Linked DNA regions of Homo sapiens: all the other regions are linked to region 3. Evidence: read pairs that join two places in POLR2A ChIA-PET (ENCODE). Cell type or tissue: MCF 10A. All regions are shown on one strand. Region 1 has its middle 15 kb from the start of TXLNG. Region 2 overlaps TXLNG (taxilin gamma). Region 3 holds the start of SYAP1 (synapse associated protein 1).

Region 1 (2,500 bases), 52 kb after region 3:
AAACATCATATGGCATGTGCTAGTAGGTGGCACATGCACGACTGTCAATAAAAGTGATGTTCTAGTGACCTCAGGCTGCACCCAACCCAAATGTGCATCAACAGTAGAATGGAATTATAATGACAGTGTGATAACCATAGCAAAGAGCCAAGAACACGAAAAAATAACAGCTGTGCACAGTGCTGTGAGTGAATCTATGAATCTCATAAATGTAATGTTAAACAGAAAATGCAAGATTGGAGAGAAGACCTACGTAAACTCCAAATACAGGTACAACTATACTACATATGTAGTAGAACTAAAAGAAACAGCTACCATAAAAGTCAGATATTACATAGCATAAGAGAAATCAAGAAACTACAGCTACATAAAACAAGGAGAAGACAGGTCCCAACATTACACACCTCAATAAAACACCCAGTTAAAACTCTACTCACTGGGCCTGGTGGCTCATGCCTATAATCCCAGCACCTTGGGAGGCCAAGGCTAGCAGATCCCTTGAGCCCAGGAGTTCTATACCAGCCTGAGCAACATAGTGAGACCCCATCTCTAATAAAAATACAAAAAATTCACCAGGTATGGTGGCATGCACTTGTAGTCCTAGCTACTCGGGAGGCTGAGATGGGAGGATCACTTGAGCCTGGGAGGTCAAGGTTGCAGTGAGCTGTGATTGCACCACTGTACTCCAGCCTGGGCGACTGGGCAACTGTCTTAAAAAACAAACAAACAAACAAAAACCCAACAAAGACTGTCTCAAAAAACAAACAAAAAACCCCCAACAAACTCTACTTAGTTTTATTTTTGCTTAAATCTTTAATAAAAGGGAAAGCCAGGCACAGTGGCTCATGCTTGTATCCCCGCTGTGGGAGGATCACTTGAGCCGAGGAATTTGAGACCAGCCTGACCAACAAAGTGAGACGCTGTCTCAAAAAAAAACAAATAAAAAAAAACAAATAATTAAAATGTAAAAATAAAAAACTAGCTGGGCATTTACCATTGTGGCAAGAGGGTGGTCTAAGCCCAGGAGGCCGAGGCTACAGCGAGCCATATTTGTACCACTACAATGCAGTGTAGGTAGCAGAACAAGATCCTGTCTCATAAAATAGTAACAGAATTAAAAAAAAAAAAAAAACGACTAACTCTATTAATCTAAAAACAAGAAAAAACAACAGCAAGCTTGGAAAGGCAGTTGCCAGGTAACAGCCACCTCTGGTACACTGAGGGTGAAATTAAGCCCAGCTCAAATACATACAGCACTTCTTTCAGGCGAATGTGTAAGGAAAAGTATCATTCTTCAAAACAGCAGGTTTAAAGGACACCTACGGCTTTTAACTTGTAAATATATTGCATGCAGTGCACCATGGTTATGCAAATGAAGCTGAGTCATTGCCCTATAGATTAATGCCGTAGCTCCCAAGCATGGCTGCAGCCTGCAAGGTAGGGAAAAGGCCCAGTCCAGAGTCCACCCGGGAAACTCAACCAATTTGTTTTGTTCACCGATGCCCTGACTGTGATTTCTTTTGGATAAAGGATTTCTTGAATGCTTTCAAAAATGACGTCCAAGCGCTACATTTGACATAAGAGAAGGTTCACAATATAATGTTAAATGAAATATAAAAGGCAATTTACAAAAATATTTAATACGATTACACTTTTTCTTCCAAAAATGCCCGTGTATGTGTGTGTTGGGCATGCTTTTGTGTTACCGGTGGAGGGTGTCCACGTTCTTGGCGTTTTGAACAAAGAATTGGACAAAACGCACAAAGCAAGGAAAGAATGAAGCAACAAAAGCAGAGATTTACTGAAAACAAAAGTACATTCCACAAGGCTGGAGCAGGCCTAGTACAGGGGCTCAAGAGCCCCAGAATTTTCTGGAATTTAAATACCCTCTAGGGGTTTCCCATTGGTTACATGGTGTACACCCTATGTAAATGAAATAGCGGCCTGCAATCAGTCTGTTTGGTTGTGGAAAGCAACCAATCAGAGGATGAAGTGTAGTTACAAAGTTACACTCACTCCTATGCAAACGTCTGATTGGCTACAGAAAGCAACCAATCAGGCTGGGCGTGGTGGTTCACGCCTGGAACCCCGGCACTTTGGGAGGCCAAGGCGGGTGGATCACCTGAGGTCAGGAGTTTGAGACCAGTCTGGCCAACATGAGGAATTATCTCTACTAAAAATAAAAAATTTAGCTGGGCGTGGTGGCACGTGCCTGTAATTCCAGCTACTTGAGAGGCTGAGGCACAAAAATCGCCTGAACCTGGGAGGCAGAGATTGCAGTGAGCCAAGATCGTGCCACTGCACTCCAGCCTGGGCCACAGAGGTAGACAACTTCCCCACCCCCCTAAAAAAAAAAAAAAAAAAAAAAGAAAGAAAGAAAAGAAGGCAACCAATCAGAAATGCTTTCAATTTTCCATCTGCCGCACAGAAAGGTGGGGTGGGGGTGGGGTGGATTTGCAAAGGGAGTAGTTTACAATCCTTTTGTTATTTACCTGTGGAA
Region 2 (2,500 bases), 88 kb after region 3:
TCTACTAAAAATACAAAAAATTAGCTGGATGTGGTGGTGCGCGCCTGTAGTCCCAGCTACTCGGGAGGCTGAGGCAGGAGAATTGCTTGAACTCGGGAGGCGGAGGTTGCAGTGAGCCGAGGTCGTGCCACTGCACTCCATCCTGGGGGACAGAGCGAGACTCTGTCTCAAAAAAAAAAAAAAAAAAAAAATTAGGCGTGGTGGCACACGCCTGTAGTCCCAACTACTCAGGAGGCCGAGGCAGGAGAATCGCTTGAACCCGGGAGGTGGAGGTTGCAGTGAGCTGAGATAGGGCCACTGCACTCCAGCCTGGGTGATGGAGCGAGACTCTGTCTTAAAACAAACAAAACAAAAACAAACCACAAAATTAAAAAACAACAAACTAACTCCAATTCCTTAAATAATCACTTCAAATTATTTGAAGCTGTCCCTACCCCCAAATTAGACATGTCTTACCTCCCTAAATCCCAGAGTTAATCCCTGCTAAAAATTCTACGTATCTTTCATGATGTTTTCTGAATGCATATTGGTATTTCTAGTGTGCTGTGTATTTTTAGACATTTAATTTAGATTTATTTTGTAACTGCGTCAGAGATCTGTTTGACTTTGAACTTGCATTTTCCAAAGCTGATTTATAAAGTGAGGGAAACAGTGTAATAGAGAGAACATTGACTCTTGAGTTTGGTGGACCTGGTTTTGAATTTTCCCAGCCCCTTTTACTGATTTTAATATGATTTTGAGCGAGTTACTTAATCTCGTCAAGTCTCATTTTCTGTACCTGGGAACAATAAGGCCTGTATCTCAGTGAGGCAGGGAAGGTTAAATGGGGTCACTTTGAGAATACCTCACACAGTGTCAGCCTGAGGTGCTAAAGGTTCCCTTTACTTATTTGATAAGTTCCTCCTAGACTGGGAATCTGAGGCAAGCTAAGGATGTCTGTCTAGGAAAATGCAGAAATACACACAACTTTTCCCAACTGCTCCCTCTGAAGGTCCACTCTAGCTCTTGCTGGCAAGGACTGGGTAATTTGTGTCCTCTGCATATGCCTGGCCCTGGTCAAAGGTGTTTGAGCTCATGTGAGCAAGCAGTAGTTGAAATAATTAGGAAGTGAATGTGGGTGTTGGTAGAAGGGAAAGAAACCTAAAAATTTTTTTTTCCTTCTGGTTTTAATTTCCATGTTCTTAGTTTTGAATGTTTTGATCCAAAAAGCTATTACAAGTAGTTGATGAATGCAGAGTACTTCCTCATGTTCATTTGCAAAAATTTCTATGATAGTTGTTCTTTGCTCCTGTCATTTATTATTGATAAACTGGTGACCTCCCATTTTGAAGGCATCTCTTGGTCAGTTAGTGAGTCCTCTTAGCTCCAAGTATTGAGACAGTGGAAGGAAGATTGCGAAATATATCCTTTGACCGGAGGGGAGTGGCTAGGGTGAGGGATTATTCGTGTTTAAGGCTCTTGTAAACAAACACTTGTAGCACAGTGTTGTGCTTCTCTAAAAGGTACACATGCTGCTCACAAGATGCAGATGTCATAGCTTTTGTGTCTTGATTTTCTGCAGGGAAGGGTTCTAATAGAAATCCATCTGGAAACTACTCAGTGTTGGTTTCATTTTCATTTGAGATTGGAATTTAAATAAATATTTCCTCCCCTTTTGTTTTTCCAAATAAGGCACTATATTAGAGCTCTTCATTTTGCTGTTAAAAAACATGTTAAAGCTCTTGTAAAGGTAACTCATGGCACCTAACTTAAAAGGTGAAAACACGCCTGCTGTGAAAGTCTTGTCCCCACTCACCCAGTTTGTCTCCAGTAATGTTTCTTTGTGTCCGGCCAGAGATTGGATATACTACTCTGCTCATACATTTATACCTCCTCAAGCCTCATATCATGGCATATGGTATGTGCTACAGGGTATTTTGCTTTTTCCCTTATTAACGTGTCCTTACCAGTAATTATATAACCACCTTATTCTTTTTTTTAACAGTATGGTACTCAATTGGATGGATGTACAGCAGTTTATTCATCCGGTCTATTATTTATTGATATTTAGGATATTTCTGAATTTTTGCTACCATAAATAATGCTGCATAAATAACCTTATGTATTATGTCATTCACAAATGCACTGGTATATGTGTAGGAAAAACTGGTAAGAAATGAATTTGCTGGATCAAAGCATATGTGACTTGATGTTTTCTCCCTCCAACATCTTATGAAAAATTTCAAAGCTACTGCAAAGTTTATACTAAACATCAATTTTGCCACCACCTAGATTTTACCTTTGACATTTTACTCTGGTTGCTTTTTCAGTTATCCATTTATCTGTCCCTTCACCCATGAAGCCATCAGAAGTACATTATGTGCTAAGTTTTAGCAAATGCATGCAGCTCTGTAACTGAAATCCCCATCAAGATACAGAGCATTACCAACACCCTAGAGGTTCCCTTGTGCTGCTGGTTCCCAGTCAGTCCCTTCCCCGACTGGACTCCTTGGTGGTTAAG
Region 3 (2,500 bases):
GGTAGTTTCAGTTTTGCAAGATGAAGTTCTATTTTTCTTTTTTCTTTTTTTTTTTTTTTTGAGAATGGACTCTGCAACCTCTGCCTCCCGAGTTCACGCCATTCTCCTGCCTCAGCCTCCCTAGTAGCTGGGACTACAGGCGCCCGCCACCACGCCCGGCTAATTTTTTTCTATTTTCAGTAGAGACGGGGTTTCACCGTGTTAGCCAGGATGGTCTCGAACTCCTGACCTTGTGATCCTCCCGCCTCGGCCTTCCAAAGTGCTGGGATTACAGGCGTGAGCCACCGCACTCGGACTATTTTTCATTCTTTTAATTGCAAGATGAAGAGTTCTGAAGATTGATTGCTCAACAATGTAAATGTACTTAACAGTACTGAATTGTACACTTAGAAACGGTTAAGATGGTAAATCATATTAAGATGGTAAATTTTGTGTATTTTACCACAATTAAAATTTTGTAATTTCACAATTCCTTAATTTTATCAACTACCCAGTGTCCAAATTTCCAGTTCTTATAATAAGTATCATACTATTTTTTTCAATGTGTTTGCTGAATTAGGATCCTAATAAAATGCACAAGGGGCCATGTGTTACATCTCTTAAGTCTTTTTTAATCTATAGGTTCCCCACCACACTCCTCTCTTCCTTGCAATTTATTTGAAGAAACAAGGTTGTCTGTCCTGTGGCTTCTCATAGTCTAGATTCTGCTGACAGCATCCCATTGTGTTGTTTAACACCTTATTCTGTCCTCTTATTCCCTGTTGGGCTTGGCGGCTTTGGGTTAGTTTTGAATTGGGCTCAGGAGGAGGCTAAAGACATCCAATTCTGCGGGAACGCAGCCCTGCGGGACCTGAAAAGGCGAGACTAAGTCACCAGCCAAGCTGCCTAGAGGCAATCTTAAAATGGGACTGGCTAGGACTGTGACAAAGACACCGTCCACATGCCTACTAGGTCAGTCACCTACAAAGCTGGCGAATGAGGAAAAGAGGGAAGGCAGGGCTACGCTGGGAAAGCTCTTTGTCCCCTATCCACGCGCACAAAACAGTTGTCACAACTGACGTCACCAGGGGCGGAGCCTTTGGACGGAAGTGACGCTTGCGCGGCCGCGGCGGAGTCGTCATAGAGGCGGGGCTGCGGCGGCTGCGGTGTTCCTCCGACTTCCGGACATCTCCCTGGGAGTCGCGCAGAGTGGAGTCAAAGGCAACCAGTGCTCGCTGCGGTCTCTGGGGATCGGGACCGCGGCGGCGGCCCGCGAGCGGGATGTTCCGGGGCTTGAGCAGTTGGTTGGGCTTGCAGCAGCCGGTGGCAGGCGGTGGGCAGCCCAATGGAGATGCTCCACCCGAGCAGCCGTCCGAGACGGTGGCTGAGTCTGCGGAGGAGGAGCTGCAGCAAGCGGGAGACCAGGAGCTCCTCCACCAGGCCAAAGACTTCGGCAGTGAGTCTACCCTGGCTCTGGGACCGGGAAGGGGGGGGCGCATTCCTCCTCTGGGACGGCCCTGGGGCGCGGGCCCGACTGGCTGGGGGATGAGGGGGCCGAGGTGGGAGGCAGGGGAGGAAGATGTGTCTGTCGGTCAGTCCTCTCCGGGTCGGGAGAGATTGGTGAGGATCTGGACGAGGCCAGAGCTTCATCTAGCAGTCAGGTCCTGTCCCTGAAGTTCCTGGTGACAAGTCTACAAAGTTTGCAGACATTGGAATCAGGTATGCAGTCAAGCAGTGTGACCCGACGTCTTCAGGTTTGACAAGGAATCTTTTTTGTTCAACTCGAAAACCTTCATTTACACCCCCCAGATCGGGGATAGTTGGCGAGCTTGAATTGGTTGAAAAAATAATTTTTTGCCCCTAGGTCAGAACGTGTTGTCTGAAGTAAACTGACAGTTACTGAATGTCAATGTCTGCCCCGGTCAAATGCTTTTTAGGTACAGAGACCTTTTTCCTTAAGGAGGGAGAGAAAATGCCAACTGTCTGCTATACGCAAGTTGCAGTACTAGATGTTTTATGAAAGATATCCCATTTCATCTGTTAAACACCCCCAGTGAGTTGGGGGAACAAGCCCAGAGTTATTGGGCCAAAGTTATACTGATAGTGAGTGGTAGAAGTGGAATTTGAGCTTCGATCTTTCTCATTTTAAAGCCCGTGCTCTTTCCAAGTTTACAGTCTACAGGGGTTGGGGGACAGGTGATAATAGACGTGGAGTAAACACATGCTGTAGTAATTCTCATTTCTGGAGAGACCATGGTGGGCTTCAGTGATCACAGAAAGCATCTTTGAGGCCGGATATGGTGGCTCAGGCCTGTAATCCCAGCACTTTGAGAGGCTGAGGTGGGCGGATCATGAGGTCAGCAGTTCGAGACCAGCCTGGCCAACACGATGTAACCCCGTCTCTACTAAAAATACAAAAAATAGCCGGGCGTGGTGGCGGGCACCTGTAATCCCAGCTACTCAGGAGGCTGAGGCAGGAGAATCGCTTGAACTGGGGAGGTGGAAGTTGCAGTGAGCTGAG

What was found. ChIA-PET counts read pairs that join two places held together with the same protein. Peaks named below come from ENCODE experiments on the same cell type or tissue, not always from the same donor. Only the 100,000 strongest peaks of a DNase experiment are listed, where the experiment ranks them.
Region 1: POLR2A ChIA-PET joins it to region 3 with 13 read pairs; 20 of 35 experiments call an interaction of 5 or more read pairs at or near these places.
Region 2: POLR2A ChIA-PET joins it to region 3 with 11 read pairs; 6 of 35 experiments call an interaction of 5 or more read pairs at or near these places.

Annotation. Positions count from the first base shown.
Region 1 is chrX:16,770,680-16,773,179 of GRCh38, forward strand. No RefSeq gene overlaps it. Among named protein-coding and RNA genes, the nearest start is that of TXLNG, 15 kb to the right of the region's middle. RefSeq lists enhancers at 799-1,324, 1,325-1,850. In MCF 10A, no CTCF peak of the experiment used is centred here; DNase peaks (open chromatin) are centred at 1,142 and 1,322.
Region 2 is chrX:16,806,748-16,809,247 of GRCh38, forward strand. The region is part of intron 1 of TXLNG (taxilin gamma); the gene reads left to right. Among named protein-coding and RNA genes, the nearest start is that of TXLNG, 22 kb to the left of the region's middle. In MCF 10A, a CTCF peak has its summit at 953; a DNase peak (open chromatin) is centred at 1,404.
Region 3 is chrX:16,718,465-16,720,964 of GRCh38, forward strand. It overlaps SYAP1 (synapse associated protein 1), which reads left to right and starts at 1,148. Exons shown (of 9, transcript NM_032796.4): 1 at 1,148-1,435. The coding sequence starts at 1,261. RefSeq lists an enhancer at 958-1,017. In MCF 10A, no CTCF peak of the experiment used is centred here; a DNase peak (open chromatin) is centred at 1,117.